2 separate regions of the Homo sapiens genome follow, and region 1 is linked to region 2. Evidence: chromatin contacts called from ENCODE Hi-C or POLR2A ChIA-PET data. All regions are on one chromosome and are shown on one strand. Each heading gives the region's core, a stretch centred on a gene start or an enhancer-like site at or near the end of the contact. The rest is flanking DNA. Distances are from core to core; before and after follow the strand shown. Region 1 has its middle 28 kb from the start of GALR1. Region 2 overlaps MBP (myelin basic protein).

The links. A loop is a pair of places that touch in the nucleus more often than their neighbours do. ChIA-PET counts read pairs that join two places held with the same protein, here RNA polymerase II (POLR2A). Pooled maps may share reads with other maps.
Region 1: a pooled map shows a loop between it and region 2 (2.9-fold over the local background). The contact joins two enhancer-like sites. A Hi-C loop is called at or near these places in 8 of 168 maps with a recorded cell type or tissue (Caco-2, Calu3, MCF 10A and 5 more), 2 of 37 single-sample maps with no recorded cell type and 12 of 50 pooled maps. POLR2A ChIA-PET finds 5 or more read pairs at or near these places in 13 of 52 experiments (CD4-positive, alpha-beta T cell, CD4-positive, alpha-beta memory T cell, GM12878 and 10 more).

What each region holds. Positions count from the first base shown.
Region 1 is chr18:77,218,122-77,225,844 of GRCh38, reverse strand. No RefSeq gene overlaps it. Among named protein-coding and RNA genes, the nearest start is that of GALR1, 28 kb to the left of the region's middle. Within about 2 kb of position 2,459, at least 2 of the 41 ENCODE cell types and tissues checked have a DNase peak (open chromatin) inside an H3K27ac peak, as active enhancers do.
Region 2 is chr18:77,119,910-77,127,229 of GRCh38, reverse strand. The region is part of intron 1 of MBP (myelin basic protein); the gene reads left to right. Among named protein-coding and RNA genes, the nearest start is that of MBP, 9.2 kb to the left of the region's middle. RefSeq lists enhancers at 2,354-2,463, 2,504-2,563, 2,942-3,875, 6,361-6,969, 6,970-7,320. Within about 2 kb of position 2,534, at least 10 of the 41 ENCODE cell types and tissues checked have a DNase peak (open chromatin) inside an H3K27ac peak, as active enhancers do.

The DNA.
Region 1 (7,723 bases), core at 1,210-3,709, 99 kb before region 2:
TCCCTGCAAAGGACATGATCTTGTTCTTTTTAATGGCTGCATAGTATTTCATGGTGTATATGTACCACATTTTCTTTATCCAGTCTATCATTGACAGCATTTTCTTTGCTATTGTGAATAGTGCTGCAATGAACATAGCACGTACATGTGTCTTTGTAATGGAACAATTTATATTCCTCTGGGTATATACCCAGTAATGAGATTGCTGGGTTGAACAGTATTTCTGTCTTTAGGTCTTTGGGGAATTGCCACATGGTCTTCCACAATGGTTTAACTAATTTACACTCCCACCAACAGTGTATAAGCATTTTTTTCTCTATAGCCTCACCAGCAAATAACGCATGTTCTCACGTATAAGTGAGAGCTAAGTGATGAGAACGCATGGACACACAGAAGGGAGCAACACACACTGGGGCCCATAGGAGGGTGGAGGGTGGGAGGAGTGAGAAGATCAGGAAAAATAATGAATAGGTACTAGGCTTAACACCTGGGTAATGAAATAATCTGTACAACAAACCCCCATGACACAAGTTTACCTATATAACAAACCCATGCATGTACCCCTGAACTTAAAAGTTAAAAAAAAGAAAACAACAACAACAATAAAAACTCTTGCTCTAAAAAAAAAAAAAAAAGGCTAGGTGCAGTGGCTCACACCTGTAATCCCAACACTTTGGGAGGCCGAGGCAGGTGGATCACAAGGTTAGGAAATCGAGACCAGCCTGGCGAACATGGTGAAACCCCATCGCTACTAAAAACACAAAAAATTAGCCGGGCATGGTGGCACGCACCTGTAGTCCCAGCTACTCAGGAGGCTGAGGCAGGAGAATTGCTTGAACCTGGGAGGCGGAGGTTGCAGTGAGCCGAGATTGCACCACTGCACTCCAGCCTGGGCAACAGAGCCAGACTCTGTCTCAAAAAAAAAAAAAATAATGTTTATCAAAGATCTAATTAGTATGGTGAAAATTACAAACTAATCCATTTATTTGCTGTGAATTTTTTAAAGAGCAGTTTAATAAAATGGAATACGGTTTAGTCTTTTTAAGGTCTGAAATAAATATCCTCAATATTATGTGAAAAAAAATAAGATACAAAAGCAAGTGAGTAATGAAATTAACAAATAAGAAGGAAATTTTAAGGTGGTATGGGAATTCTAAGGCAGAATTTACAACTTTATACCTATCATGCTGAAAAAATAGAGGTAATAGGAAAATGCAGTTTTCCAGCCTTTCTTTACTTGGAAAGAGAGGGAACATATGAGCAAGCACATCACAACAAGGAGAAAATGAAATGCTCTGTGCACACTCTGCATGACGCTAAAACATCAGACAAGGTATCATGCTCACAGGGAACTCACCATTTTTTTTTTCTTTTATAATTTAAACTCTTTTGGAGCAAAGAGAAATACAAAACTTCCTGAAATACTTCTACCAGATAAAGGAAGGCAAAAATGACCTCTGGACAAAAAAAGAAGACAATTAATGAAACACTCTCATTGCCATTAGTAGAATATAGCAAGAAGTTAAGAGAAAAGCTACAATACACTGGAAAGGAGAAGAAAACTGTCATTTTTATGTATATGGAGTTATTGTCTAAAGTTTTAGAGGAAAACACTAAATATTTATAAAAATTAAAGACTTCATAATGTTAGTTCAGCATAAGGTTAACATAAAAAATAAATAACTTTCCTATGAGTTAATCAAAGATTAAGTAGATGCTTCCTGTTTATACAAAGTATATAGACAGGTTGTGTAAACAGACAATAGGCAGCAATGAAGACCAAAGTTGTAAATACGCTGTAGTAATTATCCCAAATTTAATCTATAACCTCAACACAGATCCAATCAAATTTTGTTGCAATTACAGCTCCAAACTTCTTCTGGAAGACAACATTGCAAAAAAAAAAAAAAAGGCGGGGGGAGGGGGGGGTGGATCTAAGAGAATGCTATAAACAACTGTGTGACAAGAAATTAGATGACTCATATGAAATGAAGAAATTCCTACAAAGGCAAAAACCACCAAATCTGACTCAGGGAGAAACAGAAAATCTGATTAGACCTATAACAAAGAGAGAGTAATTAAGTTTATTAGTAATTACATTTAATAATTAAAACTACCCACAAAGAAAATCCCAGTCCTGAATTTTTGAATTCTCCCAAAATATGAAAAGAAATAATAACAATTCTTCACAAATTATTTCCAAAATAGAAAAGGAAGAAATCCTGCCAGCTCATTTTATGACACCTGTATGACTGTGTGGAAAAGAGTTAACATTTCAGGCCTGACTGCTGTGGTTGGAAAGACCCGCTTACTGGGTTGGTTCTTGTCTGGCATCTGGGAACTTGGGTTTGGGGAGGGTCCCCACCGCTATTAACGGACGAAGGTGGTGTTCACTGTACCTAAACTGCTTCTGCAAACAACATGATGTATGCTAAACACCTGCTTTTGAGTCTGGAATTTCAGTCCATGCCAGGCAGAGGCTGCCCCCATGATCAGCCCAGGTAAAAACCTAGGCACTGAGTCTCTAAGGACTTCCTGGAAGGCCTGCTAACATGTAGATTGCTGGGCCACCCCCAGAGGCTCTGATTCAGCAGGTTGGGGTTGTCGGGGTGGGGGAGCACTTCAGCAGATTCGCAATGGGCATTTCTAGTGTGTTTCTGGGGGATTGTGACGCTGCTGGTCCAGGGACCAAACTTGTAGAGCCAATGATCAAAGGAGCTATTTTACCTCATTCCTTTTTTAAGAGAGTTAATTTCTTGAATATCCCTTTCCATTTTATTCCATCTGACCACAGCTTACACAATTGAATCGGTTTGTTAAATCTAACTACCACAAAGAAATTCTTAAGAAGAAACAATGACCTAGTAATTATGAAGTTATTTTAATGTTATTTAATATCTAGGATATTAGCCAATATCTAATATGTTCTAACATATTCTAAGTATGACTATATGACTCCACAATTATCCCAAGTGTAATGTTTTTAAGATAAAATTGTAATTGTTATAACTGGGATAGGTCAAAGTGTATAATACAATTAAAATTAAATTTCATTACATACCTTCTAAATGACATTTGCAATATTAAACATATCTGACTCTCTAACAATACTCTGATTCCTTTGACGTCACAGTGCTGTTTGCTCATGCTAGGTAAGGGGAGGAAAGCTAAATCCAGACACTGCCACCCATCTGCTGTGCTGGCAACACGCCTTCTAACCAAAGCAACTAACGCTTCTGCAATAGCTTTGAGAAGTACTACCACTAAAGGGGAATATTCAATTTGTCCCCTTCTAAGGTGAGCATATAAATAATCTGAAGATATTTCTACCTCTGATAAATTAAGATTTGTTTCTTCAGCCTTTCACCATGGTCTAACCCTAATAAACTGTGGCACTGGACTTATCTACAAATCCTTGCAAAGTAATGCCTGCCCAGAAGTAGCTGTAAGTAATGCTATCTCAGGGACACTAAAAGCCAACTCCAACGTTACAGAGACTGAAGATTTTGTTACAGACCTAATATTTTATTATAGATTGTCCATGGTAAATATACATAATTGATTAATACACTTTGAATTGGTTTTTAAAAATGATGTGCAAACCATTTTCAAAGAAACTCTGTTTCATTACTTTCAAATATGGCTCTAAATTTATTTTCTCGTTTCCAGTTTTATCCCCTTTCTAATTCAATTCCTCCCCCAAGGTAAGAGTGATTTTCCTAAAAACATAGAACATTCTCTTGCATTAAGCCTTCTTGTCCTCAAGATGAAGTTCATCTTAGTCCCCAGGCCTCAACTTTCAGCTTGCCTCCATCAACCTTAACCCCCAGACATACCCCACACAAACAGCGCTGATGTGCCATATTTTTCTTTCTGTTTTTCCAACTTATCATACACTTTTTAACCTTCCAGATTTTGCATAGACTGTGTCCTTGCCTTACTCATTTCCAGTGATCCTTCAAATCTTGGTTTATAAGACATGACTTCAGGAAGCATTCTCTTAGCCTGGGTCTGAGTTAAGTACTCAAATCATATTCTTCCATACCATCTCTACTTTTTCCATCAAAGAACCTACGACACTGGATTTCCGGCATATTTGTTGAAATGCTCCTCTAGATTGAGAATAAGACATTTCTAAACTTATTTACTGCTTTGTTCAGTGTCTAACAGAATATCTGGCACTCTAAGTGCTCATTGACTATATGCTGGATGGATGGATGGATGGATGGATGGATTGGGTGAGTGGTGGGTGGAAGGATGATAGATGAATGGATAAATGGATATATGGATGGATTTGCAGATGAATAAATGGATATGCAGATGGATGGATGGATGGATGGACGGATGGAATGCATGGATGGGTGGATAGATGGGTGGGTGGTGGGTGGGTGGATGATGGGTGAATGGATAAATGGATATGTGGATGGATTTGCAGATAAATAAATGGATATGCAGAAGGATGGATGGATGGATGGATGGATGGATGGATGGATGAATGGATGGATGGAATGCATGGATGGGTGGATGGATAGGTGGGTGGTGGGTGGGTGGGTGTATGACAGATGAATGAATAAATGAATATGTGGATGGATTTGCAGATGAATAAATATGCAGATGGTGGATGCATTGATGGATGGATGAAATTCAAGTATATGAAGAATCTGCAAAATGTTACAGCATCCTACAAAGATCTTACTGTACCTCCTAACTGCTCATGTTCTGGCACACGTGAAACTATGATCACTTTTATAAGACACCTCAGCTGTTCTTGCCAGAGGAACTGGCCAGACCACCTAATTGCTTTGGTTGTTTCTTGCTCACAGGCACTGTAGCTGGGAAGCTGTGTCCTGGGGAAGCCTCTAGTGGTGCTTCTTACTTGTGCAAATATAAATTGAGTTTAGTCAACAACCATTGGTTTGAGGGCAGGAAGTAACAGTTCTCTCTGTGACCCTCCCACATTATTCACTGTGAAAACCTGGCTGCTAAGGGAAAGGTGGGTACGTTTGTATAGAATAGAAGAAAGAAGCCAATAAATAAATCTCTCCCCTCTTTTATTTTTTAATATTAGGCTTACTAAGGTACAATTTTTTTTTTTAATATATGGAGTCTCGCTCTGTCCCCCAGGCTGGAGTACAGTGGCGTGATCTCAGCTCACCACAACCTCTGCCTCCCGGGTTCAAGCGATTCTCCTGCCTCAGCCTCCCGAGAAGCTGGAATTACAGGCGCCCACCACCACGCCTGGCTAATTTTTGTATTTTTTAGTAGAGACAGAGTTTTGCCATGTTGTCCAGCCTGGTCCTGAACTCCTGACCCCAGGTGATCCCCCTGCCTCAGCCTCCCAAAGTGCTGGGATTACAGGCTTGAGCCACTGTGCCCAGCCATTTCTACATATAATTTATATGTAGAAAAATTCGCCCTTTTTATGTGTAGAGTTTTATAAGCTTTGACAAAAGGATGCAGTTGTGAGACCACCATAACCAACATGGACAATTTCCATCACAGAAAAGTCCCCTTAAATCCACAAATAGCCACTCCCACCAGTTCCAGCTCTTGGCAGGTGCTAATCTGATTTGGATTATACAGTTTTATCTTTCTAGAATATCATATAAATAGAATCATACAGTATGCAGCCTTTGCACCTAGCTTCCCTCAGCATAATGACTTTTTCATCCACACTGTTGCCTGTGTCTGCGATTCATTCATTTTTATTGCTATGTAGCATCCCACTGTGTAGATGTACCACAATTTGTTTACCTGTTCACAGGCTGGTGGATGTTTGAGATACTCTGGTTTGAACTGATTATAAAAATAGGGACTATAGACATTTGTACGTGGGTCTTGGTGTAGATGTATGTTTTTATTTATCTTAGGTAAATACCTAGGAGTTGTATTATGGGGTTAAGTGGTATCCATATGACTAACTTTATAAGAAACTGCCAAACTCGTCCAGAGTGACTGCACCATGCTGCATTCTCACCAGTAACAGATGAGGCTTTCAGTGGCCCCACGTCCTCATCAGCACTGCCATTTTGTACTGGCATTTTTTTAAGCCATTCTCATTTATGTGTAGTGTTATCTCCTTTTGGTTCGAACTTGAATTTGTCTAATGATTAATGGCTTTGAGCATCTTTTGATGTGTTCATTCAGCATTGATGCTTTTTATTTGGTGAACTGTCCGAATCTTTGCCGCTGTCCCATTTTTTTGTTTGTTTTTGTATTATTTTGTGAAAGTTCCATACATCTTCTGATTACTGGAGTCTTTTTCATCACATGCGTGTTTTGCAAATGTTTTCTCCCAGCCTATTGTTTATCCTTTTGTTGCCTTAACAGTGCCTTACAAAGAGCAGAAGTTTTTAAATTCTGATGAAGGTCATTCAACTTATCAGTGCTTTTCTGTTATAGTTTATGTTTATTGTATCTTATCTAAGAAATACTTGCTTGGCCAAAGGTCACAAAGATTTTCTTACATGTTTTTTTCTAGAGCTTTTTAGTCTGTGGCTTTATAGTAAGAATTATGATTTATGTCAAGTAAATATTTGTGTATTGTACAAGATATAAGCTGAGGTTCTTTTTTTATATATGAAATCCCAACTGTTCCAGCATCACTTGTTAAAAACTCTATCATTTCTTTTTTGAGTAACCTTGTTACCATTATCAAATAATCAATAGATGTATAGTCTATCCCTGAACCTGTTCTGTTCCATGCATCGTTATGACCATCCTTCACCATTATCACAATGTCTTCATTAATTTTCATTAATACTAAGATGAGTATTAAGAGTCCTCCAATACCTTCCTTTAGAATTGCAGCATTCACAGATCTTTACTGAGATCTGTCAGTAGGAAAGTGCACCAGGGCTGCCAGGAGGACCCCATACAGCGACCCAGACACAGCTCAGTGTGAATGAGCCCATGGGGGCTGTTGATTCAGAGCACGTGGCCAGCAGTGAAGGCTGCAACCACCACAGCAGGACTGCCAGGCTTTGGGAGGAAGGGAAGGTCTGTCAGGGTGAACAGAGGAGGTTTCACCATAGGAAGCCAACAGGAAGCATCACCACAGCCTGTGTGGGGACCAGAGCAGCAAGGTATCGAGCATTGAGCTGGGCCCCAAAGAGAAGATCACAGCACGGCTGTCCAGACCAGGGCCACCATTGAGTAGCTTGGCCTCCATAGGTCTCCCTCACCTCTGCAAGCCTTTGGAAGCATAACTGACTCCTTTGGGCAGTGAAGCTCTTACCTTTCAAAATTAGGAGTAGGCCGGCACGGTAGCTCACGCCTGTAATCCCATCACTTTGGGAGGCCAAGGCTGGCGGATCACCTGAGGTTGGGAGTTCGAGACCAGCCTGACCAACATGGAGAAACCCTGTCTCTACTAAAAATACAAAATTAGCCAGGCATGGTAGTGTATTCCTGTAGTCCCAGCTACTTGGGAGGCTGAGGCAGGGGAATCGCTTGAACCCAGGAGGCGGAGGTTGCGGTGAGCCAAGGTTGTGCCATTGCACTCAAGCCTGGGCAACAAGAAAATCTCAAAAAAATATAAATATAAATATAAATAAATAATAATTAGGACTAAAACGGAGCTCCAAGAGGAAAATCACTTTGACTTTCTCATACTTTGAGTTGGTAAGTGCTCACAAAGTTATTTTTTCATGTGGCTATATTTGTACCAGAGTCTGTTAGATCAAATTGTATAAAAGTATAATTTCTATGGTTTAAAAAGTTT
Region 2 (7,320 bases), core at 1,285-3,784:
CTGTGGGTCTATTTCTGGGTTCTCTATTCTGTTCCATTAGTCTATATGTCAGTCTCTCTGCCAAGAGCACACTGTCTTGATTACTGTAGTTGCATAGTCAACTTTAATCAGGTGGAGTGACTTCCTTCCACTTTATTATTCTTTATAAAACTTATGTTAGCTATTGTAGGTTCTGGGCCTTTCCATATGAATTTTAGAATAGCGCGTTTATGGGTGCAAAAACCTTGCTGGGATTTTGATAGGAATTTCTTCAAATGTATAGATTAGGGAGAATTAATAGTTCTACTGTGTTGAGTTTTCCAATCCATGATCACAGGTTGTCTCTCTATGGGTAATTAGGTCTTCTTTAACTTCTTTCATCAATGTTTTATAAATTTCAGTGCACAGATTCTGAATCTGAAATTTCTTTACAGTGTACATAAGTGTTTTATTTTCTTTGGGGCATTTCTAAATGGCATTGTGTCTTAACTTCAGTTTCCACGTTTATTGTGGAGTAGGTAGAACTGTGAGTAATTTTTATGTGTCAGTCCACATTCTGCAACCTACTGAGCTGCCTTATTAGATCTAGGAGGATTTTTTTTGGTAGATTTCTTGGGATTGTCTATGTAGATCATCATGTTATCTGCAAATTGGATAGTTTTATTTCTTCTTTCCAATTTATATACTTTTTATTTCTTTTTCTTATCTTACCGTACTGGTTAGAATGTCCAGTGCTATATTCAATAAGAGTTGCAAGAACTTGCCTTATTCTGACCTAAAGGGCAAAGCACTGAGTTTTTACCACCAATTATGATGTAGCTATAGGATTTTTATGGATGTTCTTTATCAAGTCAATAGTCCATGTCTATTCATGAATGTGTGTTGTATTTTGTCAAATGTCTTTTCTGGGACAATTTATATGTTCATGAGATTTTTCTTCTTTGACTTCATGGTATGATGGATAGTTGATTGACTGACTCTCTAATGCTGACCCACCCTTGAGTATCTGATATATATTCCACTTAGCCATGTATATAACTTTTTTATGTGTTGCTAGATTCACTTTACTAATATTTTGTTGAGGACTTTTGCCTCTAAGTGTTTGTGAGATATTGATCTATAGTTCTCATTTTTTGTATAGTCTTTGCTAGTTTCAGTATCAGGATAACTGGCCTCATAAAATGAGTTAGAAAGTGTTCCCACTTGTTCTAACTTTTGGAAGAGATTGTATAAAATTGCCATAAATTTCTCCTTAACTGTTTTAGTAGAAATTTCCGGTGAAACCATGTGGGCCTGGGGATTTCTTTCTTGGGTATTTCCTTCCTTCTACTTTGTTTGTATATATTTAGCTCTTTTTTTTTTGGTTTCTTGAATTAGATCTTAGATTATTGATTTGAGACTTTTCCTGCTTTCTAATATAAGTATTTCAGGGTATGAATTCCCTCTCAGCACTACTGAACTAGGTGTACATATTTTATCGAGTAAAAGTTTTGATACAAAAAAAAAGGAGGGAAACACACTAATTCCCCATGAGTAGGGCTATAGATTTACGCTATGATTTACTTACAACAGTTAAACTACCCAGACTTTGTGTATCAACATGGACAAAATTCTAAATAACAGTGTTGAATGGAAACCAGCAAACTGCAAATGAATATATATAGTATTATTCTATTTCTTTAAAATTTTCAAATCCACAAAAGAACATGTGGTCATGATTACGTGGGATTATATGACATATAGAAGCCAGGTAATGTTATCTTCTAATCTCGGGGAGGGGAGGGAATTGGCTGTCTCTGCATGGTTTTATTTCTTAAAAATATTTTGAGATTTTATACAAATAACAGAATGTGTTACTTTTTTTGATGAAAAGGATAAGCCAGTTGTCTTGTAGATTATTATCTGTGCTTTTTAATATGTTCGAACTAATTAGTAATTTATATTAGCAATAAATAAACCAATGTAAAGTTTGGGGGGAAATGACACCAGCGATAATGAAGTGTTAGAGAGGAAGATTAGAAGGCCCCACAAAGGAATCTGAAAGCAGGTGTGGAGGTGAAATTACTGAAATTTGGTAAGAGCATGACAATGACAAGGAAGGCGAAGGAGAGGAAGAAGAAAGGGCAGGAGAGACAGTCTCCCTCCTCTTCGTTGTCATTTGTTCAAGTAATATAAGTGCAGAAAGGAAGGATAAAGAAATTGATCTAAAAAGAGAAGCGTGCAGAAACGGGCAGGAGCCGGGACCTCAGAGGAGTGGGCTGGATTCAGCACAGGCCTGGGGATTAACTAGGTGTTTGCAACCTCACTCTTGAGCCCATGACTTGAGGAAGAACCATGAGAATCTAGCTAAATCTGAAAAGATTTAAGGAACAAAATTTGTATGGGGATCCAGCCCTTTTTCCTTCTTGGCTGCCAGGATTTATAATGAGCTGGGCCTCTAAGAGCAGTCTAGCATGATTCAGACAGAGGCCAGCAAACCAGGGCCCCACTTCCTGTCACTCTGCAGGCGACCTGGCTCAGAAACTCTGGAGGTAAAGTGTGGCTGCCCGCTCAACAGCCTCAGGAAGTCCCCAAAGCCCTATCTCCTATCTCCTGTGGGTGGGCTCTCCCCCACTGGCCCCGAGGGAGACTTTGCTCCTTTCCTCTCCCATCCCCTCCGAACTCACCTGAGACAGGCACCCAGGCCAGTGCGGCCCCAGCTGCCCCGCGTCCAACCCCCACTTCCGGGGGTGCAGCTGGGGAAGGAGGTGCAGGCAGCGACCACAGCAGCTACTGAGCCCCAAGAAAGGAGGCCAGCACGGGGTGGGGGGTGGGAGGCGTGGTGGCCAGAAGAGTTATTCTAGCGATTTATGTTTACATCAATTCACTTCCTTTAAGAGTAAAGGGATTAATATTCAGCTCCCCAATTTTCCAAAGGTCAAGAAAGAAAATGAAGTTTTATTCATAGTAAGTGATTAACCAAATTACCTGTTTAATTTTACATTAGAGACCACATATACAATGTATAAAAAGGCAAGTAATAAAGAGGAGATAGAACATGGAAACAAAGGACCCAGAGGCAGAGATGAGGGGGAGGCAGGAGGCTGGAGAAAGGGAGGTTTCTCAGCAGTTCAGGGGACTGCTGGTGTTGCGGCCCGTCTTTTGGGGCATCTGGTGACACGGGATGCTCCCAGAGAGCCCTGCTCCTTCCAGGTAGGAAGGTGTGCCCATGCTGCCCTGCAGGCAAGAGCAAAATGCCCTGTGCTGGGAAGGGATGGAGCTCAGGGCAGCTCCACCCGCAGACTCCGTGCAGGTGCCCTAGGCTGCTTCCCGGCTGACCACCAACCCAGAGAGACAGAGAAATGCTCTACTCAGATCTGCTTTTCACCTGGAGCCTGATTAAGAAACCTAAAGCTCCAGAGGTCAATACACACGGAAAACAAAACAAAGCTACCTGGATCAGTTTAGAGTCCTAGCAGGGACAGAATTGCCTTGGTGGCTGGACGCCCAACTCCCAAGCCAAGCATCTGCCGTGGCCCCCTGACCTGCTCACCAGGAGAGGGGACAAGCTGGCTCCTGTGGTCTGCAGCCACCTGCACACATTACACTGAGAATTCAAATTAAATGCAGAGTCCTAGGCCCACCCTGGCATACCACCCCACAGTCTTGGGGTCGGGCCCAGGAATATGTATTTTAATGAGCTCCGGGTTAACTTAGGATTGCTGCTGTAAGTGAAGGAAGGAAACAGACCGTGAGTGCCTCGGTGTTTCCAGGTCGACACAGCTCATCTGAATAGACCCACACAAGCTCTCAAATGTGTGCTTTCATGTGATCAGGAAGTCCTTTCTGTTTCACTGATAAATTGAATTTGCATTAGAATAACTAATTGATACTAAAGCTTTTTGTTGACAGTTTATTTTTATTTGCATCATGTATTTTTGATGCTTTTTCCATATTTAGAGAATAACATTTTATGTCCTGCGTGAGTCTTCATCTGATGAGGAACGTTTATGGATACTCATTTTCTTCATCTTTCTTGTATGGTTGAAAGCTACCATGTTTGCTAAACTTGCTATCAAAGCAAAAAATTATAGAACTATGTTGTAGGCTCCTCACATACAGCAAACGTACCATTACTTTTTAAAAATTCCTTGGTGTCTACTGTGTACAAAAATACTATGCCGTCCATTTCAGGGTATGTTAAGAGAAAATAGATGTCATTCTTGCCCTTGAAGTGCTTATAGTTTTATTAGGAAGCTTAGAAGTTCCCAAGTAATTTTCCCATGGCAAAATATTTGCTCAATACCCTGCCATGTATACAAAATGCTGCTGGCTTTCTAAAGAAGGGGGTTGTGCTCGGTAGAGGAGTAGAGTAGACTGGATGATGACGACTAGAACTGGCAGAATTATGTTGAATGGAAAATATACTAGCCGGGCGCGGTGGCTCATGCCTGTAATCCCAGCACTTTGGGAGGCCGAGGCGGGAGGATCAACTGAGGTCAGGAGTTCAACACCAGCCTGACCAACATGGTGAAACCCTGTCTCTACTGAAAATACAAAAATTAGCCAGGCGTGGTGGTGGGCGCCTGTAATCCCAGCTACTCGGGAGGCTGAGGCAGGAGAACTGCTTGAACCCGGGAGGCGGAGGTTGCAGTGAGCCCAGATTGCGCCAATGCACTCCAGCCTGAGTGACAGAGCAAGATTCTGTCTCATAAAAAATTTAAAGAAAAGAAAGAAACAAAATACAGTGTAACGTTTTGCTGTCTTCTATGCCGCAGTTCACTTCCCACTTGGCCTCCACTGTCCCGGGAGCTGCCTGAGCGTCTCCCAGCTTGCCCATCTGAGAGACTTCTCGGGACTCTAGCTGAGACTCTAGCTGGGATTCCCAGCTCATCATTGGCGTAGTCCACTCCTTTCTGGAGTCGCCTCCTTGCCCTTGTTTCTCAGCTGTCTCCTTCCTTGCACAGCTTCCAAAAAGGATGGCTGTCTTCTCCAGTTTTGGTAGCATTTTGTTTACAAGGGGCTTAAATGCTACATTGCAAACGTCTGTTCTGGAAAACTGTTAAAACATGTGTTAGCCCCCACTGATGTCTACCATAGTGCACAGTCCCTAATACTTGTTGCATAAACTGAGGCGGATTCTGCCAGTTCTACTCATCATCATCCAACTGATACACAGCAAGAGCCTATACTTTCCAGAAGTCATGTGTCTAAATCTGTTCTCCACCAATCAGAAGCTAAAGACCTGGCATGATTTATTCAGCTTAAATTGTTGCCTGAAAATACCAGATAAATTAACTCAGTAATTTGACAAAAACAACAACAACAAAGACTCTCACATATTTGAGGAGCTGGTTTTCTCTTACATGGGGTTGTGGCAGGCTGTGTGTTCCAGGTGTTTTTATTCCTGTTCTTTCGGCTATCTGAAAATGTAATAACCTTGGGACAGCTTGAGAGCAAGATTTATGAAGTGTGAGCACCAGCTACAGCTGGTCTTTCTAGAAATATAAAGAGAAATATAAATATAAATATAAATCAATTGTATTTCAGAAACAGGCATAGCACGTCTGTGGACAGCTTCAATATATCATTTTAGATTGCTGTATGAAAGGCATTGTGAGTTTTAAAGGGAGATGATGACTCTTTTATTCTGTCATTATTTTCATATGCCGAGACATATTTGAAGACAGGAGGATTTAAGCAAGATGTTAGAAGCTCACCTTATTCATTTCAGACTAGTGGTTGAAAATGGGTGTATGCAGGGCGGGAGAACTCAGAAGAGCTGAGGCCTGGCAGCAGCCTTCCTGAACACGCATGTTTAAATGTATGTGAAATGCCAGGGTTAAAGCCTCATTAGGAAAGAGTCCTAACACTAAAACACACGGCTAGATAAGCAACACCAAAATAACACGTACTATAGGAACTTAAAGTAAAAATCTTATTTATTTATTTTTTTTTTTTTGAGACACAGTCTCCCTCTGTTGCCCAGTCTGGAGTGCAGTGGTGTGATCACAGCTCACTGACCCCTCAATCTCTGGGGCTCAAACGACCCTCCCACCTCAATCTCCCTGAGTAGCTGGGACCACAGACAGGCTCACACTGCCACACCAGGCTAATTTTTGTATTTTTATTTTTTGTGGAGACAAAGTCTCTCCATGTTGCCCCAGCTTGTCTCGAACACCTGGGTTCAAGGGATCCTCCCACTTGGTCTCCCAAAGTGCTGGGATTACAGGCGTGAGCCACTGTGCCCAACCTTAAATTTTAATGGGAGGTACATTAAAATGTGGATTACGTTTCACACAATTTCAAAAACAAAACAACTGCATTTGCTCAAGAACATAGAAAAGGTCCTGGCGGTATTTTTGTATGGGTTGATCCTCACGGGGTCCTAAATCTTGTAGATTCAACTTCGTTTGTTTTTACAACATGTGTAGAAGAGGAATTTGAAAAATTTACCGATTGCACACACACAGGTTTATTCCTGACCTCTTTCCATGGAGTGACACTTAATTACCATGACACCTGTGCTCAGAGGACAGCTCCAAAGGTCGGTAACGTGGTTTTCCGAATCCCAATATTTCCCCATCCTTTTCTCGGGTGAACTTTTCTTGCCACTCTCTCTGGAATTTTCTGCTGCTGGTGCGATAGACCTCGTGACTAACAATGCGTTTTGTAAAATAGTCTGGAGGCCCAGAGAAAGCCAGATATGAAAACTGGCAGGGAGAAGCCAGGCAGAGGGCATTCATTCATTCATCATTCATTCATTCCTTCAAGCAGGCCTAGCTCAGGCCCAAATCAGCGCCTGGGGGGCTTCCTGAAAGGAAGAAAAACACCCCACGCTGAGGTCTTTGTCCCGGGTCAGTGCAGGTCTGAATGCCTGAGTGCCTCTGGGCGTCACAGCCCCACTTCACAGCTGCCCCTCTGCAGCCTCCCAGGTGTGTGCAGCGCGTCTGAGGTCACCTGGCCGTGCCGGTCACAGCTGCACCAGATGCCGCGAGGGCTGACCAGATTTTAGAGGTTTCTATTTTGCCAGCGTTGGGAGAAGCCTACGGGAGCGTGTGTTCCCTGCATTAGGACTTTGAGACCCGTAATGGATTCACAGAAGAATGCTCGCACCAAGCGAGAGCGAACCCTTTAGCATACCTCACCCGAGACAAGGCGGGATTCATGCTTCGTGGGCTGAGCACGGCTGTGCTCTTCCTAAATTGCAGGTCCTGCTCTGTCTCTGGAGACATTGGGGTCTGTCCCACCCTGTTAGGGTCCCTGTCTGCCCTGGAGGAGAGTCACCTGGGGGTGGCCTGGGCCACTGCAGCTGCTCCCACTGCGCCCAGGCCTCTCCCGTGGCTGCCCCAGGGCCCTCTC